Regions from separate parts of the Homo sapiens genome. Here region 1 is linked to region 2. Evidence: chromatin loops called from intact Hi-C (ENCODE). Cell type or tissue: mucosa of descending colon. All regions are shown on one strand. Links, peaks and the distances in the headings refer to the core of each region. The heading gives the core; the rest is flanking DNA. Region 1 holds the start of LOC124903055 (a long non-coding RNA gene). Region 2 holds the start of LINC02414 (long intergenic non-protein coding RNA 2414).

Region 1 (14,789 bases), core at 4,547-12,546, 330 kb before region 2:
CATCACCATCATCATCATCATCACCATCATCATCATCATGATGACAATCATGACCGTCGTAGTCATCATTATCACCACCATGATCATCACCATCATCGTTATCACCATCATCACCACCACCATCATCATCATCATAATCATAAAATCATCACCATCAACATCATTATCACCATCATCATCACCATCACCATCATCATCACTATCATCATCACCATCATCACCACTACCACCATCATCATCATTGTAACAATCATCATCATCGTCAATATCATTATTACCATCATCATCACCATCATCACATCACCATCATTACCATCATCATCACCATCACCATTATCATCACCATCATCACCATCATCCTCATCACCATCATCACTATCATCATCACCATTATCAACATCATCATCATTCCTATTTCACAGCTGAGGAAGTGGAGGAGAGGAGGAGGAGAGGGCTCACCTCTGTCAGGAAATGACCAGGAAGTGGCTCCCATGGCCCTCTTATCTTAGTGCATTGGTCAGAAATGGGTCACTTGGTCACATGAGGCCACAAGGAGGGCTGGGGAAGGTTGTCCTCACTCTGGGTAGCCATGGGTCCAGTTCCCACTCAGGGCTCTAATCCACAGGTGAGGCAGATGTGGAGGGAGGGATTGAGAGTCTTCAGTTCTGAGAAGCTCCTGGTGATGCTCATGCTGCTGGTCCCAGAGTAGCAGAGCTTTAGGGGCTCAAATTCCCCATTTTCCTTCACTGTGAGAGGTACCTGCTTAGGGGCCATGGGAGAGTCCCTTTTATCCCATAACTGATTGTTGCTCAGGGTCCTCTCTGCAGAGCCCCCGGTCGACTCCCAGGGACAGACCTGTAAGGTTTCTCAGCTAATTGTGGCAGCATTTCCTGCAGTGGATTCACCCCCAGAATGTGGCACTGGGCTGCCTGTGCCTCTCTTTGTTTTCCTGTTGCTGATGCGGTGCCTGGGATAAGAGTGCAGAGCTGGCTTGGAAGACGGGAATTTCTCCTGTCGATATCAATCACGTCTAGTGTATTGCTGAACCTGCCTCATTACAATGTCAAATGTGTTCAGAGATGGGAGCTTAAACTGCCATTATCCTTACCCATATCTCTCTCTGCCTTGAACTTCTGTAAGCAATGAATTTGAATCCCAGGACAGGGATGAGAAGGTGCTGAGTTCCAAAATGAGGGGATAGGCTTTGTGGCATCCTGGGCAGAGGAGTTTATGTGTTTAGTGTGCAGGCACCATGGCGGGGGATCACCCCACAATGAACCCGGCCACAGGGCCATGGATGGGACACATCTCTCAGCGGGGACCCAGGGACAGTGTCTCCATCACCTCCATCCCAGCGACCCTCTACTCACACCTTCAGTCAAATGTCTGCTCCTCCCTGTGAAGGGCGAGGGGGCCATGGAATCCCTGACTGCACAAAAGGCTGAGCACTGCACACACCCGGAGATCTCAGGCCCCTGCCCTCTGGCTGAGCCAGGGGGAAAGGGGATTTTTCCTGGAATTCAACTCTCTGCACCGTGGCCACCCCTTGAAGGACTCACAGACTCCCCTGATTCAGCCTCATGGCATCTCAGGGAGGTTGGGCAGCTTCCCTCTGCAGCTGGAGGCCGAGTGCCTCTCCCACCTCCAATCCTGCCCTTCAGCAAACTGACTGACAGGCAAAGGAATCAACCCAGAGCCTCCAGAAGCTTCCAAGTCCCAGCCAGGGGAGCCACACCTGCCCAGATGCTGCAGAAGAGCAGCACTCAGTCATGGCCTGCGCTATTTCACACAAGAGGAAACTGGGTTTGGGAGAAGGAAGGGGCTACGCAGACTTAAATAGACACGGCTTTAAGCAAAGATAAACTCACAGAGCAGAGAAGGTGTTCTCTACGCTCTGCTTTGTCCAGATTTTAGAATCATGAATGTGTGACCTGAGACCCTATTAATTAGACGCTTTAATGTGATGACTAAAATTGGTCAAAAATTTAGATTAGCCAATTCACAAAAGAGGATTCTCACACGTCCCATAAGCACAGGGACAGTTGTGCAGCATCGCCAGACATCAGGGAAGTAAAAATTAAACCATAGTGAGACTCCAGTCCATGCCCACAAGAATGGCTGGAATTGGAACAGCTGACCTCCTGCTGAAGACCAAGTGGGGCCCTTGCAACTCCTGTGTGTAGCTGGGAGGAGTGTGCAATGGTGCACCCCCCTAGGACACCCTTTTGGATGGCTTCTGGGGAGGAGTGTGCAATGGTGCACCCCCTAGGACACCCTTTTGGATGGCTTCTGGGGAGGAGTGTGCAATGGTGCACCCCCTAGGACACCCTTTTGGATGGCTTCTGGGGAGGAGTGTGCAATGGTGCACCCCCTAGGACACCCTTTTGGATGGCTTCTGGGGAGGAGTGTGCAATGGTGCACCCCCTAGGACACCCTTTTGGATGGCTTCTGGGGAGGAGTGTGCAATGGTGCACCCCCTAGGACACCCTTTTGGATGGCTTCTGGGGAGGAGTGTGCAATGGTGCACCCCCTAGGACACCCTTTTGGATGGCTTCTGGGGAGGAGTGTGCAATGGTGCACCCCCTAGGACACCCTTTTGGATGGCTTCTGGGGAGGAGTGTGCAATGGTGCACCCCCCTAGGACACCCTTTTGGATGGCTTCTGGGGAGGAGTGTGCAATGGTGCACCCCCTAGGACACCCTTTTGGATGGCTTCTGGGGAGGAGTGTGCAATGGTGCACCCCCTAGGACACCCTTTTGGATGGCTTCTGGGGAGGAGTGTGCAATGGTGCACCCCCCTAGGACACCCTTTTGGATGGCTTCTGGGGAGGAGTGTGCAATGGTGCACCCCCTAGGACACCCTTTTGGATGGCTTCTGGGGAGGAGTGTGCAATGGTGCACCCCCCTAGGACACCCTTTTGGATGGCTTCTGGGGAGGAGTGTGCAATGGTGCATCTCTAAGACACTCTCTTGGATGGGTTTTGTGGAGGAGGGTGCAACGGTGCACCCCCCTAGGACACCCTTTTGGATGGCTTCTGGGGAGGAGTGTGCAATGGTGCATCTCTAAGACACTCTCTTGGATGGGTTTTGTGGAGGAGGGTGCAACGGTGCACCCCTAAGAAACCCTCTTTGGTGGGTTTTGTGGAGGAGTGTGCAATAGTGCACCCCCAAACACCCTCTTGGATGGGTTTTGTGGAGGAGTGTGCAATGGTTCACCCCTAGACACCCTCTTGGATGGGTTTTGTGGAGGAGGGTGCAATGTCGGACCCCTAAGACACCCTCTTGGATGGGTTTTGTGGAGGAGGGTGTAATGGTGCACCCCTAAGGCACCCTCTTTGATGGCTTCTAAGAAGGTTACACATAGAACAATCCCATGACCCAGAAAATCCATTCCTGGGAACGTAAGAAAAATCCATAAATATGTCCACAACAAACAACTGCACGAGAATGACACAATAGCTTTGTTCAAAATAGTGAAACCCAGAAACAATCCAGGCAAATGCAGAAACAAATAGCAGAATCTTCATACAATGCAACGTTACTCTACGATCACTCCTGAGAAAGACAGTTTTAGGGAGAAATCTCAAGAAATTATGTTGAGAAAAAAATGGGAGTCATGAAATACTACACGTCACAGAATTCCATTTATATCCAGTTCCTGTCACTTAGGTTTCCAAACAGGCAAGACTGTGTGGAAACAGAGCACAGGAAAAGTGACCTCTGAGTGTGGACTGGAAAGGGCATGAGGGGCTTCCTGGGGGTGGTGTCTGTGCCTCAACTTGGGGGCGGTCACAAGGCCTGTACATATGTGAAGTCCCGTCCATCTGTACTCATAAGATTTGTTATTTTACTGAGTGTAAGTGATGCCTCAAATAACTACTAAAAAGGGATGATGGTAAATCCTGCCTGATCCTTCAAACCCCATCTCCTCCTGCCCCGCCCTCAACCCTTTCCTTAATCTCCCAGCCACACACCATCCCCTAGAGCAAATATGTTGTTTTTGCTGTTTTTTCCCCATACGTGGATTCAAGATCAATGCAAATATCAACTGTACATTTGAAGATTAAAGTGAAAGTCATTCTTGACTCCACCCCATCCTTTCCCTCCTGCTCACCACATTCCTATTCATTTCCAGAAAAACACTGTGGCCTGGTGGGAGTGGGGGTGTCTCTTCTTCCAGAGGGTCTCTAAGCTTTTACATCCATACATCCATATGGATGGAAATAAGTGCCCCTTTCACCATGGCTTTTATACACACACACACACACACACACACATCACACTGGGGCCATGTCTTCTTCCTTGCTTGTTTTGTAGAATAGCAAGCCTTAGAAATCTTTCCATATGCATATATATAGTGCTACCATTTTGCATCAGCTGCTACACAATATTCCATAACATGGACATACCATAGGCTGTATTTAACCAAATCACCCTCGGAAGAGACTAAAGTTTTATTTTTCCCCATGTCTCCAGGATGACTGTCGACGTGGCAGCACACATTCTAGCACCCGCCTCCTTTGCCCATGCTCAGGTAGAGGCTGAGAAGTGAAATTGGGAGCCATGGCATGTGTGCACTTTTTGTGCCAATAGATACATCCAGATAGTTCTCTAGAAAAGACCATTCGAACTTACATTCACACAAACAGCATACACGAATCCTCTTTCCGCATATCTTGGCTAATACTTTTTTCTTTCTTTCTTTTTTTTTTTTTTTTGAGACAGAGCCTCGCTCTGCTGCCCAGGCTTGAGTGCAGTGGTGCAATCTCAGCTCACTGCAACCTCCACCTCCTGGGTTCAAGCAATTCTCCTGCTTCAGCCTCCCAAGTAGCTGGGACTACGGGCCTGCGCCACCTCACCCGGCTAACTTTTTATATTTTTAGTACAGACAGGGTTTCACCATTTTGGCCAGGCTGGCCTCGAACTCCTGACCTCGTGATCCACCCGCCTTGGCCTCCCAAAGTTCTGGGATTACAGGTGTGAGCCACTGTGTCCGGCCACTTGGCTAATACTTGACGTGATCATTTCCTCACTTCTGCCCATCAGATAGGTGAAACGTTGTATCTTGTTTTAACTTGTTTGCCCTCATTCCTACTGAGTTGAGTATTTTTCTATGTTGCCCTTTGACATTTCTCTCCCATAAATTGTTTGTTTATATCCTTTGCCTGAATTTTTGCTGGGTTGTTTATCTTTTCCACATTACTCTAGGAAGGCGTTTACAGATTCTGTGTGTGAATCTTTTGTTTTATGTCGTGTAATGTTTTCTCCGAGTCTGTGGCTAATCTTTTCACTGTATCTTTACTGATATGGAAATTTTAAATGTCGATGTAGACAAAATTATATATTTTTCACCTTAGCCCTGTGTGGTTTTGTCTTGTTTAGGGTCTTTTGACACCCAGGTTACATTTTCCTGCTTTTTTTAAATTTTGAGACAGAGTTTCACTCTTGTTGCCCAGGCTGGAGTGCAGTGGTGTGATCTCGGCTCACTGCAACCTCTGCCTCCTGGGTTCCAGCAATTCTCCTGTCTCAGCCTACCAAGTAGCTTGGATTACAGGCGTGTGCCACTACACTCAGCTAATTTTTGTATTTTTAGTAGAGACGAGGTTTCATCATGTTGGCCAGGCTGGTCTTGAACTCCTGACCTCAAGCGATCCACCTGCCTTGGCCTCCCAAAGTGCTGGGATTACAGGCATGAGCCACCATGCCTGAGTCACCATGCCTGGCCCAGCATCTGATATTTCTAAACGACACATGACAATGACCAGTTTCTCCCAGTTTTCTGAATGTTGCATGTTCATAATATCCTGGATTGTATCAGTTTAGTGCCAAAAAATGGTTTCAAAATTATAATCCAGTTCCTTGCAGACAAAAAGGATTCTGGAATAAAACAAATCAGAGCTGCTTCCACAAACCCCAATGAGGTTCCTGACTCTGGGCAGGCAGGAGTGGCCTTTGCTCCCCAGAAAAGGAACTAAAGAGAGTCGTGGAGGACTTGGAGCTCTTGCAGCCTCTGAGACTCTCAGGCCTCCCCTGGGGGGAAAACATGTCCAGAACCTGAAAAAGACAAATGAAAATCCACTCACACTGACCGGCTGCTGCCCCTCACCCCACAGCCTGGGAGCTTCTCAGACGGCTGCCTTTCTGCCCATAGCGACTGGTTCAGGGCTGGGCTGCTGACAGAAGCTGGGTCAGGTAGAGCAAAGATTCTCCCCAAGACTGTTTATTGATACATAATAGATGTACATATTCGGGGTGCAGGCATATAATGTGTAGTGATCAAATCAAGATCACTTGTGACGCTTGTGATACCTGCCACCCCAAATCAAGACACTTGTGATACCTGCCACCCCAAATATTTACCTTTCCTTTATGCGGGGAACATTCACATTCTTCTCTTCTAGCCCTTTCGAAATCTACAAGGACAGTGAACAGGCGTCATGGAGGGAATGCTGGAGTCTGTTACCCACGTAGCTGTTATGCCAGAGGAATGGGGTCCACAGTGGTCAGTGTGAGGCTCAGCCAGTGTGAGTGGAGGAAGCAAAGTTTGCACAGAGAAAGACGCAAGAGCACCATGCTGAGCTCCCGCTCCCTATTCCAGCCTCACAGAGACCCAGTCACACCTTGCTCTCCCCGCTTCATGTGGACTTCCCTGACCTACACCAGTGTGAGCTGCATTTCTGCCACTTCAAGCTGAAGCTGAGCCCTGACTGACACAGTTTTCTTATTTCTCCGGGAGCAGCACCACTCCTGATGGTCCCCTCCAAAGCCCCAGGAAACTCTTGTTAGCAATCTTAGATTAAATTCAGTGAGTTTCTGGATCACGACAGGAAGCTGTGTCCAGCACGAAGGTGTCCTGTGAACAGGCTCAATCACAAGCTCTGCAGAGACGGGAAGTGACAGAGGCCCCAGAAAGCCAGTTCCCGACAACGCCAATACTGCACGTTTATCAGCTGCGGCAAGAGCCGGCCGGAGGCGGTGGCAGCACCTCAATGCCCTTGCCTCGTCTTCAAGATTCTTCTGTTTGATGTTGCGTCCTCACTGTTCCTCTGCTGAGGAGCTGTAGTGTGGCTCACAACTACGCGATGACTCTCCAGATTCAAAGACCACATCTCACCCTCTCTAAAGCCCCAGGGGCCCAGCGCAGTGCCGAGTGCAGAAGGATTGATGAGCATTTGCTGAGCCGGGTGATGATCCCACGGGCGTTGTTTCCTCTGCCCTCAGTCTCCAGCCTGCAGACGCCTGAATGGATTCTGGAGAGGTGTGCGTTGGACTCTGAAGGTCCTCTGAGCCCATCCAGGATAAAGATGCTCTCTCCCAGGCGTCTGCTCAGCCGCCGGCTATCGGCAGGACATTGCGCACCAGGTATCTTCAAGCTGCTTCTGGCTGGATTTAGGGCATGATGGAAACATCAAAACAACTGTAGTTCTGCCACGGGGTCCCACATCTGCTTATCCTGGGACAGCCACGCAGTCCCCACCCAGGAAGCGGCAGCAGGTTTCAGCACCCTGGAGAGGGCCAGGCCCCTGTGGCTGGTCAAGCTCCTCAGTGTTAAGGGAGCAGCTCAGGAAGGCCCCGCCCATGACGATGAGGGGACCAGGAATGAAGTCAGCAGGTGAGCGGGAGGAACTTGACTCAGAGCAGTGGGAGGGCAGGAAGCGTGCTGGGGAGGAGCCCTTGAGGGGCCACCACCTGGGGAAGCGCCTGCTGTCCCAGGGACAAGGGAAGTCTCCTCCTTTATTCCCCAGAAGGACAGCGTGGCTGCGGTCAAATCCATCCACGGGGCAGATTTTCCCCACGGCCCTGTCCCCTGACCCTAGTGGCCCTCCCACAGACATGCCCTGCAGGGCCCAGGACACTGGCCCTCGATGGGCCCTGAGCCAGTGCCACCTGTGTGTGCACTGATGAAGGTCAGGCACTTTATTGGAGGAAGGAGGAGCAGAAAGAGGAGAAGGAAACGTTAACTCCTAAATCACAAGGCAGAAAGGATTCCTGAAACAAATCAACCAAATCTGCCTCCTAGGTGGTTCCAGACCTGCCTCCCCTCCCCTCCCCGTTTCTTAGGGCGCGGCAGTAACGTTAACCCGGCTCCACTGCACATCCTCCTGACCCTGGCCCTGCACCCTTGGCCCCTGCACATCTCATGGCTGACACCTCTGTACGGGCTCTCATTTCACGTTTCACCTTCAAATTGTGCTCTGTGAACACGTGTATGCATGCACATTTATTGATCTATTTGTTTACGTTTGTTTGATGATCCAGTTGCAGTCTCTTTTCATTAGAAAGCTAGGCTTGTTCCAAGCATAATATGTGCTTGTTTTGACTTCTTTTGAAAATGAAAGCACCTGAAACTTCCCACAGCTAATTAGCCTGCCAGGATTTGTTTAATGGCAGAGACAGAAAAATCCCCTCAATGCAGCCACGCAGCTCAGCAAGAGGGCGGAGGGAAAGATGCACCCCAGCCCCTTGACTCAGGTATTTAAGAGGAAAACACGTCCTTCCGGGATGGGCAGAGGGCGGTGGCCTGCAGGCCGGCGTGGGATGGCAGGAGCGCCTGGGCTGACAGCTTTTCCTTCTGCCTTTCTGCTTCGCATCTGTCTCCCCAGAGACAGCAAATATGCCCAGCACCACGGTGGGCACGGAGACTCAGCCCCAGCCCTGAGAAGCGGCCCCAGGTCCTGAGTTATTTAACAAGCAGAAGTGAGTAAATGATGTCCGAGGCTCCATCCCTCCCATCCCTGCTGATGGCTCATCAGTCACAGGCAGTTACAGGGAACGGGGGAAGCCACCATCAGGGAGGTCCGTTTACTGCAGGATAGATGATTCGAATTAATATTTCCACCTCCAATCCAAATCATGAAAACAAGACATTACATTTGATTACAGCCAATCAAAATAGCAGTCATCCTACCTTGGAGTGATCTCCTGCCTTATGTGGGCGAAGCCTCCAAGTCTTTCTATGTTATTTCCTCATTTGTGCCTAAAAAGTTCCTTCTAGGGAAGAAGGGCCCGTCATCATCCTGCCCACTGTGCAGATGGAAAACCCAAGACTCAGAGGTGCTTTCATGCACTTCCCAACCTCCCAGAGGCCTGGAGAGCAGGGGCCGGCTGTGCTTCTCCTCCCGTGCTCTGCTCCTGAGCCAGGAGTTTCCCCAGCCGGGCCCCTGCCCTGAGCCCAGGTTGGGCCATGATTTCCTCCTTAGCCTGCCTCGGTCTCATCCTCTGGCCTCCAATAATAGGGCACTTCTTCCAGGCAGCCGAGCCCAAGCCTCATGCTCCTATGCAGCCTTTCAGGAAGTCCCTGTGCTTCTGCCTTTAGAATAACCTTAGCGGCAGACGTGTCCCAGTGCTGCTCTCATGAGATTTGCCCTGGGATTCTCTTCCGCACCCATGGCCTCTGCTTGGGGTCCTGCGGGACACACCCCAGGCTGCTGCCTGCACCCAGGCCCTGCACTCCCCACGCAGCTGCCTGGGGTCTCTCCCCAGCCTGTGCCAGAGGGTGTCACCCTCTACTCCCACCCTCGTATGGGCTCCACCGGCTCTACAGAACTTGTGTCATCCCAAATGGCAGCAGAAGAGGCCCTGGTCCTCTTCAGGAGCCCATGTGCTCCCCAGGGTTTCATGGTTATGAAATGGACCACTTCTGGCCCATGGGCTGTGAACTGTAGGGGCAGGAGAGGGCCCAGGGAGCTCCCCATTCTCTCTCCCAGAGGCTGGGCCTGGTTCATTCCCTGCACCACAACTTCCACACCCCTGGAGACTTAAAACAGCCCCAGTTATGGTCTCATGGTTCCTGTGGGGTGGCCCAAGCAGCCCTTTCCTCTCTCACACAAGAAACTCCAAGAAAGGGAGCAGAGGAGGGGCCCAAACCCTCCCATTCTGAGGTTGTCCCCAGGCCGTCCTGTCCTGCAGGCCCCCCGTGGTCAGGCAAACAAAGGGCAACCTAATAATAGACTCAGCAGGGCAGTCCCAGCAGGGGCACAACAGGCTTGCTGGTTGTCCCCAGTCCAAGGCTCCCTCTGTCTTCATGAGCCCACCAGGGGGTGGCCCAGCCCCAGGAGGCCCTTTCTCTCTTCATGGCCACACTCAATGGGGACCCAGCTGTGTTCGTGGTGCTGCCTGTGCCTTCCCTGGTGTCTAATGGAGCTGAGACAAGCCCCACTGTGAGCTAAGCCCCAGAGAAGGCGGCAGGGAAGGAGTGGGGAGAGGAGGAGCACTAAGAATTCCATGCAAATGATATTCAAATGAGCAGTACATGCTTCGGTCTGGATCCTGTTTTCTTCCTGGCCTCATTCCTGCTGGGCTGTGAACCTGCCCAACTTCCCATCCCCTGGTTATAGACTTTTTGGGAAAAAGCATATTTAGCTACCAGCACTCTCCCAAGTCCAACAGAGCCAGAGCGAGGCTGTGAGACCCCACCCACCACTTGGGGATGGAGCCTCCCTCCCCACCATCTGCAGGCTGTGCCCCCACTCCACCCCTAAGTTCTTCTCTTCTCCATGCTCTACCTGAGCCCCCTCCTCCAAGAAGGCTTCTCTGACCAGTGCAGGTCACAGGGTCCTCATGGACTTCAGGGAGGCACAGCAGATAGGACACTGGGCAGGTGACCAGGAGCCAGTGAAAGTGGGAAGGACTCAGAAAAATCATTTGAGAGGAGAGTGTGAGCTGTGCAAATTTTTATCCATCTGTCCCTCCACTCATCCATTCATTTATTCACCCACTCATCCATCCATCAGCCATCTATCCATCCATCCATCCATCCATCCATCCATCCACTCTTTCACCTATCCATTCATCCATCCATCTATTCATTCATCCATCCATCCACTCTTTCACCTATCCATTCATCCATCCATCTATTCATTCATCCATCCTTCCATCCATCCATTCATCCATCCACCCATTCATTCACCTATTCATCCACTCATGCTTCCATTATTTATTCATTCACCCACTCATCCATCTACCCATCCATCCATTCATTCACCATTCATCCATTCATTCATTTTTCCATTATCCTTTCATTCACCCACTCATCCACCTATCCATCCATCCATTCATTCATCTATCCATTCATCCATGCACCCACTCATCCATCCATCCATCCATTCATTCATCTATCCATTCATCCATGCACCCACTCATCCATCCATCCATTCTTTCATCCATTTACCTATCCATTCACCCATTAATTCATTCTTCCCCTCATCCATCCATCCAGCAATCCATTAATCCATTCATCAATCCATTTGTCCATTCAACAAATGGGGGACAGCTGAGGCCGAGACCAAGACCAAGTCCTGTCCCTTACTGGGCTTGTTTGCATTGCAAACAAAGAGTAACCAAAATAACCTACATTAAAACCTCAGGTGGTGATAAGGGAAGAAAATTGAAATAGGTGAAGGTCAGTGTGACATGGCAGAGGTGTGGGTGGGTCTCCCTCTGGTGTGTGGTCAGTAGCAGTAGAAGGTGTTTGAGTCACAGGGGCTGACCCTGGGGATGGGGAGCAGGTGGAAAGGAGGAGGTCCGGGATGAGCCTGGTCCACTGCTCGGGGGAGGGAGAGGAGCACCCACCAAGGACACCCAGGGGCAGGTGTCTCACGGGCCAGGCTGGGGTCGGGGGCAATGCAGAAACACCAGCACTGATGAGAATGATGCCCACATTTGAGACTCACACTTCCATCTGGACTTTGTCGTGCTGAAATGGTTCATTCTACCTGATCCATCTCGGTTAAATGAGGGGCACCCCAGCAGCAGGAGAGCTCCGTATACTAACAGCAACCTCTGTTTAGGGTTCTTGTGGCCAGGCACAAGCATCACCTCCTGTTTCAGTGGATTGTCTCACAGTTCCCTGATTATTCTCTGAAATAAGACCATCTTGTCCTCATTGATGTTAGTGACACAAACCCCACTCGCAGGGCCTAAGCCCCAAAGGGGATTAATGGGTGCTTCTAGGAGAGGGCGAGAGTGGCCTGTTTTCAGATCTGGGTGTGTCCAGAGCTCAGGTCACTATCACCAAGGCCTGGTCCACCCCTGGCTCTGCTTCCTCCATGTGGATTCCAGTCTCAAGCAGGCTCTGCCCACTGATTCCAGCAGGGCAATCTGTGCCACGCCCACCTCAGGTCACAGCCAGTGAGAAAGACCAGACCCTTTCAGCCCAAATCTCCTTGCACCTGATTGGCCCTGATGGCTTCACACCCCTATGCCTGAGCCAGTCACCTCCCATTGGAGGGCGTTGTGCTGATTGACTGTGACTTGGTTATGGAATCTGCCCCTGGACTGGGGATGTCCCCAAACCACGTGGACTGAGGCTGGGTGAAGGGTGATCCTTAAGGGGCTGTTCCAGGCACTGGGGGAATAGCTGCTGAGTGGTGTCCCTGGGAGAGCATCAGTTTCCCTGCTTTACAGAGAAGGGAACCATGCTCAGTGGTGAGGATGGCTCTGGGATCACACAGCACAGCTGTCAGGGTCAGCACTGGGAGTTGGACCTGCACAGCAGGCCTGGGCTCTGATCTCTGGCTGGACTGTCCCAGACCTGCCTCTGGCCCTGAGCCACAAGTCAGCTCTGGAGACACCTGCGTGGAAAGGGCACACCCCATAGACCCTCTCCATTTTACCTAGAGCCTGACAAGCCCAGTGCAGGCAAGGGCCCACAGACAGTGCTATAAATCTACCCCTCAATGATAAACTGCAAAGCAGCCATAAAGTCTTCAGGAAACACATACCGTATGGCAATTAAAATGATGTTCTCCCCCTCCGTCTCAGGGATGAGACATGTGAGGACCAGTGAGAAGTACTCATCTTTTACAATGAATGTCAACAGACTCTTACAAATGAATTCACCCCAGACTACATTGTCATCTCCTGGGGACACGTTTAAATCGCCTTCTGTGTCTGTAAGTATCAGCTTGTCCTGGAGTCGACCCCAGATGTGATGAGCACAAATGCTAGCTTGGAAGCCTGGGGCTGCCTGAGGTCTCTGGGCTCCTGCACAGACAGACAGACACAGTGCATCCCTGGGCTCCTGTCCCTCTGTCACTCACAGTCCTCTCTCGGCTTGGGTGTTCCATTGCACAGGCAGAAGTGGGGCTTGGTCTTGGCTCCTCCAGGCACCTCTGTCTCCTGACCCACGGCCTAGGGTGGCAGGATAAGAAGGGGACCTGGTGAGTGCAGCCATGACAGACACTCAATTGGACACAGTGCTCCCTCTGTGCTGGGTTTTGGACGGGTGTCCATTGTGATTTGCCCATGTTCCATTCCAATGGGAAAATGCTCCAGCCTGATTGGCTGGTGCTCCGTTGCGATTGGCTCATGCTCCATTCCGACTGGAAAATGCTCCAGCCTGACTGGCCTGTGCTTCATTGTGATTGGTTCATGCTCCATCCTAATTGGCTCATCATCTCATAATCCATTCTCATTGATCTATGCTCCATCCTTATTGGAAAATGCTTCATCTTGATTGGCCCATGCTCCAGTCTGTGTGGTCTGTGGTCAATTCGGATTGGTCCATGCACCATTCTGATAAGTCCATGCTCTATTTTAATATTTCAGTGCCCTGGGGAATATGTTCCCAACTGGAACTTCCCACTGGTTTGGAAAGAGCGGGGAAATTCTCCCCACCACATCACCTGTCTGTGGTTTATCCCCAGAGGTGAGATTCCTGCCCAGCATTCCGCACCCTTCAGCACATTCTAGCCCATTCCATTGTCTCTAAAAGAGAAAAGGCTCAGGGAAGGGTTGGGAACAATTAGGTAAAGGGAACAAATCTGAGTTTCTTTTAAATCCTGAAGTTTTCTGCATTTGCAGATTCTCCAGGACCAGATGCTTAGCCATCTGTATGGAGCACTTTCTCCTGGAAACGATTTCCTGCCTCCCAAATGGTGCAATTCTTGACTGTGCTGACGGCCATATCACTGTTTCAGGAACAGATGTTCTAGCTGTTGGCACCCAGAGAGAGAAGGCTACCTGGTTCTGGAAATCTCATTTTCCAATTCAATAATGATGTGCAAGTGTGTTCACACTATGCTCTGCCACTGAGAGGCCCCTCCCCAGCCTGGGCTCAAACCCCCGGGTCCTCTTCTGCACTTGGGGTTCTCCGGCCCCCTCCCCAAATGTCTCCTCCCATATGAATGAGTTAAGTGATTGATTGAATGAGTGAGTGAATAAGTGAATGAGTAATGAGGAGTGAATGAGTGAGTGAATAAATGGGTAAATGAATGAGTGAATGAGTGAATGAATGAGTAAGTGAATGAGTGAGTGAGGGAGTGAGTGAATGAGTAATGAGGAGTGAATGAGTAAGTGAGAAAGTGTGTGGATGAAGGAGTGAATAAGTGAGGGAGTGAATGAGTGAGAGAATGAGTGAGTGAATGAATGAGAAAGTGAGTGAGTGAGCAAGTGAATGAGTAATGAGGAGTGAATGAGTGAGTGAATGGGTAAGTGAGGGAGTGTGTGAATGAAGGAATGAATAGTGAAAGAGTGAAGGAGTGAATAAGTGAGGGAGTGAATGAGTGGATGAGAGAATGAGTGAGTGAATGAATGAGTGAGTGAATGAGAAAGTGAGGGAGTGAGTGAGGGAGTGAATTAATGATGGAATAAATGAGTGATTAAGTGAGTGAGAGAGTGAGTGAAGGAGGGAGTGAGTGAGAGAATAAGTAGATTAGTGAATGAAAGAGTGAGTGTGGGAGTGAGTGAGGGAATAAATGAGTTTTTGAATGAATGAATGAGTAAGTGAATGAGCAATAAGTAAATGAATGAATAAGTGAGGGAGTGAGTGAATGAGTGAGTGAGAGAATG
Region 2 (14,789 bases), core at 4,285-12,284:
TTCCATCTGTCCATCCATCCATCCATCTGTCCATCCACTTATCTGAACATATACCCAGGTTGCTATGTATCTTTCTCTCTCTTCCATCCATCCATCCATCCATCCATCCATCCACCCATCCATCTCCCCATTCACTTATCTGAACATATACTCAGGTTACTATACATCCTTCTTCCTTCCATCCATCCATCCATCCATCCATCCATCCATCCATCTGCCCATCCATTTATCTGAACATATACCCAGCTTACTATCCATTCGTCTCCCTTCCATTCATCCATCCATCCATCCATCTCCCCATTCACTTATCTGAACATATACTCAGGTTACTATACATCCTTCTTCCTTCCATCCATCCATCCATCCTTCCATCTGTCCATCCATCATCCATCTACCTTCTCATCCATTTGTACACCCATCCCCCCCGTTTTAACCAATCATCTGGATTTTAACCAATTATACCATTTGTCCTGCAATTATCCAGTCATCCATTGCACACCCATCCCCGTTTTCACCAATTCTCCATTTTTCTGTCTGCCCATTTGCTCCTCTGTTTCTTAATGACCCCGTCATCCATCTCTGGTTGCATCTGCTCATCACCTGACAGCACCAGCTATTTCCCTGGAGACTTCATCAAACGCTGGAATATGGACAGATTGATGAATGCATAGTACCTGGCCAGCATTAGAGGGAGCTTGGTGAGTATATTAGGGCTAGGATGTATCTGTCCATGTTTGTCGCTGGCCTATTTCTTACCTTGACATTTCCACTGGAGGGAGCCTGGAAAAGAAAGTGAGATTTATGCCACCTGGTCTAAGAGCTACTGTCCTTCCATGTTAAGAGAATCGATGTGGTCACTTAATCAGATGCCACTTTGTTTAATTGTCACATTATCACACCAGAACCACTGTTCCTGCCTGGACCCAGCCTCTGCTCCTCAAGGGAGTCAATTAGCCATCTGAGTGGCCACCTGACACATGATGTGCAGAGATGGGAGGAGACATGCCAAGCAATTTCTTTTACGCTAGGGCTGTTAATGCTGTGAAGTCTGACTAAGGGTTTCTGTCCACTGATGGTGCTTTTCATGTGATGCGTGTGGTTCTGCTCCTGTCTGAGTCCACCCTGAGTCTGCCTTTCTTCCACACCCTGAGCCCCTTCCATGCAAATGTGCCTTTCCTGACAGCCAGGCTGGTGTGGACAGAGAACTAGGCAGCCATGTAGAGTGTGGTGGAAACATGTCTTCTCTGGAAACATCAGCCTTCACCCCCACACCAGGGAAGTGCTTTGAGCTTCACTGCCCTAGATGCCTTCCTGTGGGCTGTCCACAGGCCTCTCTCTGATGCCAAAGGGATTTGCTCAGATGAGAAAGAAACACCAGGGGGGCTGGGAGGGTGTGCAGACCTGAGAGGTGAGTCTGAGAATATCCAGGAGCTGCCACTCCGCCCGCAGGAGGGGACCACAGGAGATGCAGGAGGGAACCACGGGAGACCCAGGAAGGGACCACGGGAGACCCAGGAGGGAACCACGGGAGACCAAGGAAGGGACCGTGGGAGACCAAGGAAGGGACCGCGGGAGACCCAGGAGGGGACCACAGGAGAGCAGGGGCTGGAGGTGTGGGTGAGTAGTAAGTGCAGGAAAGGGCTGACCATGAACATGGAGTCCTCTTCTCATTTCTTCCAGGCCCTCTTGGGCCCTGTTTCTAGGGCTCTGCACCTAGATCGATGGGAGGAGGATGATGCCATTCACTGAAATAACAGGAATAGGTGTGTGAGGAGGAGCTGGCAGGGTGAGAGGTGAAGACTTTGTCTGGGGAATCCACTCACTGAGGAGCACCTGGCCATGGCCTCAGCTGCCACCCTCCTGACACCCACTCTGTTCTACAAAGTTGAAGGTAGAGGCACCTTTCTCTTGGCAACAGGAGGTCCAGCGGGGCTTTTCCCATAATTGTAACCCCCCCCTACACACACACACACACGCACACACACACACACACACACGGCTTAAGAAGAGATGGAGACAGACAGTCACCCTGCAACAATCACCCCCTCTGGGCCTGGACAGGACCAGGGAGGGCGGGCATGGGTGGGGGGGTTGCTTGCCTGATGGGGAGGCCGTGTAGGAGTGAGTGCTGACTCAGCTGAACACAGTGAGGGGCTCCTGGGGATCCTGTGTGAACATCAGGGTCCCTGCAGGAGGGGAGACCATATCCCACCCCATGCTGGACACGTGATGAGCAGCAGAGCCACAGGCCACCTGCGGCTGGCAACCCAGTGCCAGGAGGGGTGGGGAGGGCTGCACAGTCATCCTCTGAGGGATCAGCCTGAGTCTAGAGCTGGTGCCAGCTCCCAACTGTAGACTCAGGAGAGGCCGCCAGCCAGGGTAGCCCACACAGCAGGCCCCGAAGGACCCCAGAGTGCCCAGGATAGTAACCTGGGTATATGTTTCACCCCAACATGCCCTTGGGTGGCCACATGGGGGTCGTCCAGCACAGCCCCAGGCAGCCTGAGGCCATCCTTTGTGGACACATGGGAAGGCGGGTGGGCCCGGGGACAGCCAGCCAGTGACTTTATCTCCATTCTGCAGCAGTGTCTCAGGGCCACAGAGGCACCCAGCAAGTGCTCCCCATGGGAGGGTCCGGCACACAGGAGGCAGCTTCTTCTCAGCCACTTGGCTCCAAGGAGGAGCAGGGTCCTGAGCTGCATCAGAGCCCAGCCGCGTGTGCCTTCCCCGTGTACGGGGCTGTGGGGCCGGGGGGCGGCGTAGAGACCCCCTGACCAGGCCTGGTTCAGGCTCAGGGCCCTGTGGGAGGAAAATGATTTTCAAACACAAGCCCCTGGCTTTCCTGAATGGGTCTGGGTGGGCAGGGGTGGGGCAGTCAGAGGGAGGAGGGAGTCAGAGACCAGGAGGCTGCTCACCCCATGGGGCGGTGCCTGGGAAGCAGGGCCTGGGATGATGCTGCACACTGAGGTACTGTCAAAACTGGGGGCAGTCAGTCCAGATGCAAGAGAGTGTTTGAAAGGATGACGCTGGCCCTAACCTGGGGCAGAGGTTCTCCCTGTTGCAAAGTCAGAGGGAGAATCTTGTGAGTTGGACACATCAATGTATTGAGTCTCTTTTGCAGCATGGGGTAGGTAAGAATGTGGGAGTGGCGGAGGAAGGGAAAGGGAATTGGGTGTGGAGGAGCTGGAGGTCCCAGTGGGTGCCAGGCTGGGGATGAGAAGGTGAGGAGACAGATAAGGGTGGTGAGGAGACAGATAAGAGTGGTGAGGGGACAGATAAGGGTGGTGAGGAGACAGATGAGAGTGGTGAGTGGACAGATAAGGGTGGTGAGGAGACAGATGAGGGTGGTGAGAAGAGAGATGAGGGTGGTGAGGAGACGGATGAGGGTGGTGAGGAGAGAGATGAGGGTGGTGAGGAGAGAGATGAGGGTGGTGAGGAGAGAGATGAGGGTGGTGAGGAGACAGATGAGGGTGGTGAGGAGACAGATGAAGGTGGTGAGTGGACAGATAAGGGTGGTGAGGGGACAGATGAGAGTGGTGAGGGGACAGATGAGGGTGGTGAGGAGAGAGATGAGGGTGGTGAGGAGAGAGATGAGGGTGGTGAGGAGAGAGATGAGGGTGGTGAGGAGAGAGATGAGGGTGGTGAGGAGACAGATGAGGGTGGTGAGTGGACAGATGAGAGTGGTGAGTGGACAGATAAGGGTGGTGAGGGGACAGATGAGAGTGGTGAGGGGACAGATGAGGGTGGTGAGGAGACAGATGAGGGTGGTGAGGGGACAGATGAGGGTGGTGAGGAGAGAGATGAGGGTGGTGAGGAGAGAGATGAGGGTGGTGAGGAGAGAGATGAGGGTGGTGAGGGGCTCTGAGGGGAACATGGTGCATGACCAGCAACAGACTCTCCAGCCCCTGGGCTCACGTGGGGACATTGATGGTGCTCAGCTCTTGCGTCTTCCCTCTAGGAATCCACCCGGCAGAAAATACACCTGTGTGAGCTAAGAAATAGACTCCAGGACATCCTCTCTGGCTCTGTGAGATTCAGGGTCACATTGAGCTGCCCTAGTTTCCATCTGCAGAAGGCAGATTAGGTGAACGACACCCAGCTCTACCACAGAACACTGGCAAAAAAAAATCGATTAGGTTTAAGGGGGTTCTGTGTGCTCTGATGTTGAAGGATTCCATGGGCTAAAGCTCCACCTGGGAACTGGACTTGACCCATCAAGCACTATCTGCAAGCCCTGCCCAGGTGACAGGGCTGGTGACCCCTGCCGCTGCATCGACCTCTGCAGTTCTAAGGGGAAACGGACCAGCCAAGTACTTCTCAGTGAAGTAAAAACGAGTCTTGGGCAGGGGTTACCCTGCTAGAGAGTAGGCAGGAAGGGAGGGTCCTCTCTAGCTCTGGGGACTCCACAGCTAGGTAAGGGGTGGGCATAGGGGGTGGGTGGAAGGAAGCTCTGACGCAGGTGTTTTCCTTGGCTCTGTGCCAGCCAGGCCCGGGGGCATCAATCTCACTCCATCCCCTGGGGCTCTGCCAGTTGGTCAAGGCCAACGTCCACCCTTCTGGGTCATGTCCAGGCTTTCACCTTCACCCCCGCCGTCCTCACCTCACCTGTGGAAGCCTTTTCATTCAGACCTTGGGTGAAGTGGTCCCTTCTCCACCCCAGTCCCTCCAGTGGGGAGGACCTAGGATGTCTGTGCTGATGGATGAGCTGAGGAGCCCAAACACCGAGCCTCCTGGGAGGGCGTCCTGGACACATCCCTCAGCCGTCCCTGCTATGGGCACCAGCTGCTTCCGTGGGTGGGTGCTGGGAGGAAACGGGGAGCAGTCTCCAGTCTGGAGGTGCTGCTTGTAAACTGGAGGTTTGTCAAAGCCTCTCCACCTCCCGCTCTGATGTCTTCTCCATATTTAGGACTCTGTTAGAAGGAGACAAAAAACCCAACTCAAACCAACTGAAGGGTCCAGGGTTGTGTATCTGCAGGTACAGCTTGATGGATGGGCCCGGGAGAAGCCACCAGGACCTCTCTGTCTCTCTGTGTCTGTCTCTCTGTCTCCTTCTCTCTGACTCTGCTGCCTGTCTGGTTCCTCTCCTGGCTGAGCTCAGCCATGTGGGGCCAACCCCTCCACCTGCAGTGCCAAACCCACTCCCCTCCTCTCAGGGACATTTATGAAGAGATCCATCCTCCCAGTCCTCTGTCAAAGCCCAGATGTGGGTCCCTCGGGCTTTCACTGCCTGGGGGTTGTGTCCATCCAGCACCAGGTGCCCTGATCAAGATGCTCTGATTGGCCAGGCCTCATCAACAACCATCCCAGAGCTGGGACAGACGCATGATCTGAGAACTGGGGGGGGGGTCATTTCCATGGGAAACCAGTGTGCTCTTGGTGGAATAGGAGGGAAAGGTTCTTGGGGCACCATAAAAAGCAGATGCGAGCACTCGGTGACCTTGAGAGCGGGGTTGAGTTCCCTGGCAGGTTTTAATTGTAAAAGAGCTTCCGAGGGGCAATGCTTACCTAGAGGATGGGAGGTGCACCCCTGGGATCTGGCACTGTACCAGGTTGCAGAGGAGACATTTTGGGGTGGGAACAGGGGAACCCCGAGTCTGAGAGTCGCTCTGTGCTGGGGAAGGGTTGAGGGGAGTTGAGCTCAGGCTGGGGAGGGGCCTCTCAGCTGCAGAGTGTAGTGTGAACACAGTTGCATATCATTATAGGATTGGAAAATGAGATTCCAGAACCAGACAGCCTTCCCTCTCTGGGTGCCAGCAGCGAGCGTCTGTTCCTGAAGCAGTGATATGGCCCTCGGCACAGTCAAGAATTGTGCCATTTGGGAGGCAGGAAATCGTTTCCAGGAGAAAGTGCCCCATGCAGATGGCTAAGCATCTGGCCCTGGGGAATCTGCAAATGCTGAAAACGTCAGGATTTAAAAGAAACCCAGACTTGTTCCCTTTTCCTAATTGCTTCCAACCCTTCCCTGAGCCTTTTCTCCCTTAGAGACAATGGAATGGGCTAGAATGTGCTCAAGGGTGCAGAATGCTGGGCAGGAATCTTAGGGATGAACCGCAGAGAGGTGATGGGGTGGGGAGAATTTCCCAGTTATTTCCAAACCAGTGGGAAGTTCCAACTGGGAACATATTCCCCAGGGCACTGAACTATTAAAATAGGGCACCGACTTAAATGGTGCATGGACCAATCAGAATTGACCACAGACCACACAGACTGGAGCAGGGGCCAATCAAGATGAAAGATTTGCCAATCAGGATGGAGCATACCTCAGTGAGAATGGATCAGGAACCACAAAGAATGGATCATGATCTAATCAGGATGGAGCATGGGCCAATCACAATGGAGCACCGTCCAATCAGGCTGGAGCATTTTTCAGTCAGAATGGAGCACGGGCCAATCACAATGGACACCTGTCTAAAGACCCAGCACGGACGGAGCAGTGTGTCCAGCTGAGTGTCTCTCCTGGTGCTGCACTCATCAGGCCCCTCCCTATCTTATCCCACCGCCCCAGGCCGTGGGTCAGGAGACAGAGGTGCCTGGAGGAGCCAAGAGCAAGCCCCACTTCTGCCTGTGCAACGAGACACCCACCCTGAGAGAGGACTGTGGGGGGCAGAAGGACAGGAGCCCAGGGATGTGCTGTGTCTGTCTGTCCGGCTGTCTGTGCAGGAGCCCGGAGACCTCAGGCTTCCAAGCTAGCATTTGTGCTCCTCAGATCTGGGGTCGACTCCAGGACAAGCTGATACTTACAGACACAGAAGGCGATTTAAACCTGTCCCCAGGAGCTGACAGTGTAGTCTGGGGTGAATTCATTTGTAAGAGTCTGTTGACATTCATTGTAAAAGATGAGTACTTCTCACTGGTCCTCACATGTCTCATCCCTGAAACGGAGGGGGAGAACATCATTTTAATTGCCATACAGTATGTGTTTCCTGAAGACTTAATGGCTGCTTTGCAGTTTACCATGGAGGGGTAGATTTATAGCACTGTCTGCGGGTCCTTGCCTGTGCTGGGCTCATTGTCAGGTTGTGGGTAAAATGGAGAGGGTCTAGGGGGCGCGCCTTTGCCACCCAGGCATCTCCAGAGCTGACTTGTGGCTCAGGGCCAGAGGCAGGCCAAGGACAGTTCAACCAGCGATCAGAGCCCAGGCCTTCCAGGCAGGTCCAACTCCCAGTGCTGACCCTGACAGCTGTGCTGTGTGATCCCGGAGCTATCCTCACCACTGAGCACGGTTCCCTTCTCTGTAAAGCAGGGAAATTGATGCTCTCCCAGGGACACCACTCGGCAGCCATTCCCCCAGTGCCTGGGACAGCCCCCTGAGGATCACCCTTCACCCAGCCTCAGTCCACGTGGTTTGGGGACATCCCCAGGCCAGGGACAGATCACATGACTGAGTCACAGCCAATCAGCACACGGCTGTCCCAGAGCACGTGATTGGCTCAGGCATAGGGGTGTGACTCCATCAGAGCCAATCAGATGCAAGGAAACAGGCTGAGAGGCTCTGGCCTTTCTCACTGCCTGTGACCTGAGGGGGCGTGGCACAGGTTGCGCCCCTGGGACCAGTGGACAGAGCCTGCTGGATACTGGAGTCCACGAGGAAGAAGCAGAGCCGGGGTAGATCAGGCCTTGGTGATAGTGACCTGAGCCCTGGGTTCACCCAGACCTCAAATCAGGTCGCTCTGCCCCTCCCCTAGATTCACCCATTCATCCCCTTTCAGGGCTTAGGTTCTTCCGGTGGGGTTTGTGTCACTAACATCAATGAGGACAAGATAGGCCTATTTCAGAAACAGGAGGTGATGAGGGTGCCTGGCTACAAGAATTCTTAAATAGGGGCTGCTATTAGTATACGGAGCTCTCCTGCTGCCAGGGTGCCCCTCATATCCCCGAGACGGAGCAGGAAGAAGGACCCACTTCAGCCCCACGAAGTCCGGATGCAACTGCGAGTCTCCAGTGTGGGCGTTGTCCTCCTCAGTCTGGTGTTGCTGCACTGCGCCCGACCCCAGCCTGGCCACGGTCCCCGTGAGGCACCCGCCCCTGAGTCTCCTCGATGGGCATTCCTCTTCCTGCCAGGCTCATCCCAGGCCTCCACCTCTCCACCTGTTCCCCGTCCCCAGGAGTCAGCCCCTGTGGCTCGAACACCTTCTGCTGCTGACCACGCATCTGAAGGAGCCCCACTCACACCCCTGCCATGTCACGCTGACCTTCACCTACTTGATTTTTCTTCCCTTATCACCACCCAATGCTTTAACGTGGATTATTTTGGTTACTCTTTGTCTGCAGCACAAACAAGCCCAATGAGGGACAGGACTTGGTCTTGGTCTCAGTCTCAGTTGTCCCCTATTTGTTGAATGGAGAAGTGGATTGATGAATGAACAAAATGACTGATCAATAAATGGATAAGTGGGAGGATGAATTAATGGATGAATACATAGGTAAATGAATGAATGAATGATGGATGAGTGAATGAATGAAGAATGAATAGATGAATGGATTGGTGTGTGGATGAATGGATAGATGAAAGAGTGGATGAATGGATGGATGGATGGGTGGATGGATAGATGAATGGATAGGTGAAAGAGTGGATGGATGGATGGATGAATGAATGGATGAGTGGATGGATAGATGGATACAAATTTGCACAGCTCAAATTCTCCTCTCAAATGAGTTTTATGAGTCCTTCCCACTCTCACTAGCTCATGGTCACCTGCCCAGTGTCCTGTCTGCTGTACCCCCACAACTCCATGAGGACCCTGTGGCCTGCACTGGTCAGAGAAGGTTTCCTGGAGGAGGGGACTCAGGCAGAGCATGGAGGAGAGAAGAACTCGGGGGCGGGCTGGGGGCACAGCCTGCAGATGGTGGGGAGGGAAGCTCCATCCCCAGGTGGTGGGTGGGGTCTCACAGCCTCGCTCTGGCTCTGTTGGACTTGGGAGAGTGCTGGTAGCTAAAAATGTTTTTTCCCAAAAAGTCTATAACTGGGAGACAGAAAGTAGGGCAGGTTCACAGTCCAGCAGGAATGAGGCCAGGAAGAAAACAGGATCCAAACCCGAGCATGTGCTGCTCATTTGCATATCGTTTGCATGGAATTCTTAGTGCTCCTCCACTCCCCACCCCCTCCCTGCCGCCTTCTCTGGGACTCAGCTCACAGTGGGGCTTGTCTCAGCCCCATCAGACACCAGAGCAGGCACAGGCAGCACCATGAACACAGATGGGTCCCCAGTGACTGTGGCCCTGAAGAGAGGAAGGGCCTCCTGGGGCTGGACCACCCCCTGGTGGGCTCAAGAAGACAGAGGGGGCCTTGGACTGGGGACAGCCAGCAAGCCTGGTATGCCCCTGCTGGGACTGCCCTGCTGAGTCTATTGTTAGGGTGCCCTTTGTTTGCCTGACCACGGGAGGCCTGCAGGACAGGATGGTCTGGGGACAACCTCAGAACAGGAGGTCTGGGCTCCTTCTCTGCTTCCTTCCTTGGAGTTTCTTGTGTGAGAGAGGAAAGGGCTGCCCAGGCCGCACCACAGGAATCGTGAGACCATAACTGGGGCTGTTTTAAGCCTGCAGGGGTGTGGAAGTTGTGGTGCAGGGACAGAACCCAGACCAGCCTCTGGGAGAGAGGATGGGGAGCTCCCTGGGCCCTCTCCTGTCCCTACAGTTCACAGCCCATGCACCAGAACTGGTCACAGGGCACAGGCACAACCCCCTGCAGGGATCAGGGGCCCCGGGGAGTGCACAGGCCCTTGGGGAGGACCAAGGCCTCCTCTGCTGCCATTGGGATGGCACAGGTTCTGAAGGGCAGGTGTAGCCCCTGCAGGGTACAAGCAGAGGGTGACATCCTCTGACACAGGCTGGGGAGGGACCCCAGGCAGTTGTGTGGGGAGTGCAGGGCCTGGATGCAGGCAGCAGCCTGGGGTGTGTCCTGCAAGACCACAAGGAGAGGCCATGGGTGCGGAAGAGGATCCCAGGGTGAATCTCAGGAAAGCAGCACTGGGACACGTCTGCCGCTAAGGTTATTCTAAAGGCAGAAGCACAGGGACTTCCTGAAAGGCTGCGTAGAAGCGAGAGGCTTGGGCTCGGCTGCCTGGAAGAAGGGAGGCGCCCTGTTCTTGGAGGCCAGAGGATGAGAGCGAGGCAGGCTAAGGAAGAAATCATGGCCCAGCCTGGGCCTGGGGCAGGGGCCTGGCTGGGGAAACTCCTGGCTCAGGAGCAGAGCACGGGAGGAGAAGCACAGCTGGCCCCTGCTCTCCAGGCCTCTGGGAGGTTGGGAAGTGCATGAAAGCACCTCTGAGTCTTGGGTTCTCCATCTGCACAGTGGGCAGGATGATGACGGGCCCTTCTTCCCTAGAAGGAACTTTTTAGGCACAAATGAGGAAATAACATGGAAAGACTTGGAGGCTTCGCCCACATAAGGCAGGAGATCACTCCAAGGTAGGATGACTGCTATTTTGATTGGCTGTAATCAAATGTAATGTCTTGTTTTCATGATTTGGATTGGAGGTGGAAATATTAATTCGAATCATCTATCCTGCAGGAAATGGACCTCCCTGATGGTGGCTTCCCCCGTTCCCTGTAACTGCCTGTGACTGATGAGCCATCAGCAGGGATGGGAGGGATGGAGCCTCGGACATCATTTACTCACTTCTGCTTGTTAAATAACTCAGGACCTGGGGCCGCTTCTCAGGGCTGGGGCTGAGTCTCCGTGCCCACCGTGGTGCTGGGCATATTTGCTGTCTCTGGGGAGACAGACGCGAAGCAGAAAGGCAGAAGGAAAAGCTGTCAGCCCAGGCGTTCCTGCCAACCCATGCCGGCCTGCAGGCCACCGCCCTCTGCCCATCCCGGAAGGACGTGTTTTCCTCTTAAATACCTGAGTCAAGGGGCTGGGGTGCATCTTTCCCTCCGCCCTCTTGCTGAGCTGCGTGGCTGCATTGAGGGGATTTTTCTGTCTCTGCCATTAAACAAATCCTGGCAGGCTAATTAGCTGTGGGAGGTTTCAGGTGCTTTCATTTTCAAAAGAAGTCAAGCACATATTATGCTTGGAACAAGCCTAGCTTTCTAATGAAAAGAGACTGCAACTGAATCATCAAACAAATATAAACAAATAGATCAATAAATGTGCATGCATACACGTGTTCACAGAGGACAATTTGAAGGTGAAACATGAAATGAGAGCGCGCACGGAGGTGCCAGCCATGAGATGTGCAGAGGCCAAGAGCGCAGGGCCAGGGTCAGGAGGATGTGCAGTGGAGCCGGGTAAATGTTACTGCCGCGCCCTAAGAAACGGGGAGGGGAGGGGGCAGGTCTGGAACCACCTAGGAGGCAGATTTGGCTGATTTGTTTCAGGAATCCTTTCTGCCTTGTGATTTAGGAGTTAACGTTTCCTTCTCCTCTTTCTGCTCCTCCTTCCTCCAATAAAGTGCGTGACCTTCATCAGTGCACACACAGGTGGCACTGGCTCAGGGCCCATCGAGGGCCAGTGTCCTGGGCCCTGCCAGGGCATGTCTGTGGGAGGGCCACTAGGGTCAGGGGACAGGGCCGTGGGGAAAATCTGCCCTGTGGATGGATTTGACTGCAGCCACTCTGTCCTTCTGGGAATCAAGGAGGAGCCTTCCCTTGTCCCTGGGACAGCAGGCGCTTCCCCAGGTGGTGGCCCCTCAAGGGTTCCTCCCCAGCACGCTTCCTGCCCTCCCACTGCTCTGAGTCAAGTTCCTCCCGCTCACCTGCTGACTTCATTCCTGGTCCCCTCATCGTCCTGGGCGGGGCCTTCCTGAGCTGCTCCCTTAACACTGAGGAGCTTGACCAGCCACAGGGGCCTGGCCCTCTCCAGGGTGCTGAAACCTGCTGCCGCTTCCTGGGTGGGGACTGCGTGGCTGTCCCAGGATAAGCAGATGTGGGACCCCGTGGCAGAACTACAGTTGTTTTGATGTTTCCATCATGCCCTAAATCCAGCCAGAAGCAGCTTGAAGATACCTGGTGCGCAATGTCCTGCCGATAGCCGGCGGCTGAGCAGACGCCTGGGAGAGAGCATCTTTATCCTGGATGGGCTCAGAGGACCTTCAGAGTCCAACGCACACCTCTCCAGAATCCATTCAGGCGTCTGCAGGCTGGAGACTGAGGGCAGAGGAAACAATGCCCATGGGATTAGCACCCGGCTCAGCAAATGCTCATCAATCCTTCTGCACTCGGCACTGCGCTGGGCCCCTGGGGCTTTAGAGAGGGTGAGATGTGGTCTTTGAATCTGGAGAGTCATCGCGTAGTTGTGAGCCACACTACAGCTCCTCAGCAGAGGAACAGTGAGGACGCAACATCAAACAGAAGAATCTTGAAGACGAGGCAAGGGCATTGAGGTGCTGCCACCGCCTCTGGCCGGCTCTTGCCGCAGCTGATAAACGTGCAGTATTGGCGTTGTCGGGAACTGGCTTTCTGGGGCCTCTGTCACTTCCCGTCTCTGCAGAGCTTGTGATTGAGCCTGTTCACAGGACACCTTCGTGCTGGACACAGCTTCCTGTCGTGATCCAGAAACTCTGAATTTAATCTAAGATTGCTAACAAGAGTTTCCTGGGGCTCTGGAGGGGACCATCAGGAGTGGTGCTGCTCCCGGAGAAATAAGAAAACTGTGTCAGTCAGGGCTCGGCTTCAGCTTGAAGTGGCAGAAATGCCCACTCACATTCATGCACATATGCACACACTCACTAACTTACACACACACACTCATGCCCACTCACACTTGTGCACACATGCATACTCAAACATCCTCACACACACTCACATACATGCACTCACTCTCACAGCCATGCATACTCTCACACACATGCACACTCACATACATCCACACACACTCACACTCACATTCATGCACCCTCACACATATACACTCACATTCACTAACACAGCACGCACACTCGCAATCACACCCACATGCACACCTACACACTCACTGCCCTGCACACTCACTCTCACACATGCTCACACCCACACACTAACACACATGCACACTTACACTCTTACGCTCACAGACATGCACACTCACATGTTCACTCATCCCCATGCTCACCCCCATGCACGCACACACACACACACACACAGGTTTGAGAAGTTGCCTCTACCTCCTTGCTTCTCCTCAATGTGTGCTGCCTTCTCCCAACATCTCCTCGTGGAGCCGGGACTCAGCCACTGGCCCATGTTTCTGCACCTGGAGGAACCGGTAACCTGGCTGGATGGAAAGAAGGTAATTTTGATCAGGGGAGACATCTTCCTTCTGTACAACATCCCACTATTTGGGTTACAGCTTACTTGCCCTTCCCAAGACTGGCCTCCGTTGTGAGAATAACACCACACAGGCAGCATGATCTGGGGAAAGAAGAAACTCCGTACTTTGTGAGTGACCAGCTCTTGGGCCACTGCTGAGATTCTGGAGGGCTTTGGGCCATTCTATGATCCACCCATCCATCCATTAATTGCACTTCCACTATGTGCAAGGAAATGCTAGAGTTTTGGGTCCCCCAAAGAGGAGAAGAATTAGAGGTGCAATAGTCAGCATAGGCTAAGCTCTGCTTCAGTGACCAAAAAAAAAAACCCGCCTTCAGCGGTGTAAAAGCTTCTTCCTCATGCATGTTGCACGGCCACCACATGTCAGCAGGGAGGCTCCGCCCGTGGCAGGAGGACATGTGAACACTGCTGGCTGCTGTGCCTGAAGGAAGGGGTGTCCCAGGGAGTCTCACGTGGACAATTCGTCGCTTTGACATGGATATTGTAGTGTCATTTCCACTCAACACTCATTGGTCAGAGCCTGTCACTGGCCCCACCCAACCACAAGGAGCCAGGATGTGCAGTCTTTTCCTTGTGCCCAGAAGGATGAGAACCAAACATATCTGACAAGCATAACTGCTGACAGCATGTGGAGAGGCGGGACCATGACCACAGCTTCCCCGCTGGGCCTTCCAAGGCATGCATCTGGCTCAGACTGGGAGCATCTTTCTACACCTATAGTTTCATCCTAAGACCCTTGCCAGAAGATGGGACCTGATCCTGCTACCTCTGTCTATTCACAGGCCTGTGGGGACCACATGGGGGTTCTTATTGGTGATCTACACACAATGGGCCACTCACTTGTGACGGAGAGGTTGGCAATGTTCCTCACTTGCTCCCATGGGATAAGACCCCCCGGAGGGCCACAAGTGACTGCTTCCCCTTGGGCCAAGTGGTTGGTATTAAATGACTGGGATGTCCACCGACCACTGTCTGCATAGCCAGGTCCTCCAGAGACCATGGAATTTTCTTGAGGCCAGCAGCTCAACTGCAATGAGACAGTGAACTGAAACCTGGAAATCCCTTTTTAAACGTCTTACTTTTATTACTTTTTTTTTTTTTTTTTTTTTTTTTGAGACGGAGTCTCGCTCTGTCACCCAGGCTGGAGTGCAGTGGCACAATCTCAGCTCACTGCAACCTCCACCTCCTGGGTTCAAGCGATTCTCCTGCCTCAGCCTCCCAACTAACTGGGACTACAGGCGTGTGCCACCATGCCTGGCTAATTTTTGTATTTTTAGTAGAGGCAGAGTTTCACCATGTTGGCCAGGCTGGTCTTGAACTCCTGACCTCAGGTGATCCACCTGCCTCTGCCTCCCAAAGTGCTGGGATGACAGACATGAGACATCGTGCCCAACCACTTTTACTTTTTTTCAAATCATACATTCTTAATTCATGCTCCTCTAAGACACTAGGGAGAAATGTGTCCCTTGCTGCTACACCAAAGCGGAAGCCTTGAGACTGCACCTGCCCTCTCCTCTCTGTCCTCCTCCTCGCCATTATTTTTG

What was found. Peaks named below come from ENCODE experiments on the same cell type or tissue, not always from the same donor. Only the 100,000 strongest peaks of a DNase experiment are listed, where the experiment ranks them.
Region 1: it touches region 2 in a loop (7-fold over the local background); 42 of 110 quality-filtered maps call a loop at or near these places.

What each region holds. Positions count from the first base shown.
Region 1 is chr12:131,303,823-131,318,611 of GRCh38, forward strand. It overlaps LOC124903055 (a long non-coding RNA gene), which reads right to left and starts at 8,989. Exons shown (of 2, transcript XR_007063528.1): 1 at 8,908-8,989; 2 at 6,204-8,804. RefSeq lists enhancers at 6,918-7,819, 7,820-8,721, 9,624-10,523. In mucosa of descending colon, for the core only: no CTCF peak of the experiment used is centred there; no DNase peak of the experiment used is centred there.
Region 2 is chr12:131,634,963-131,649,751 of GRCh38, forward strand. It overlaps LINC02414 (long intergenic non-protein coding RNA 2414), which reads right to left and starts at 13,159. Exons shown (of 2, transcript NR_146868.1): 1 at 13,083-13,159; 2 at 10,956-12,567. RefSeq lists a silencer at 3,819-4,013 and enhancers at 9,659-10,235, 10,264-11,255, 11,256-12,246. In mucosa of descending colon, for the core only: no CTCF peak of the experiment used is centred there; no DNase peak of the experiment used is centred there.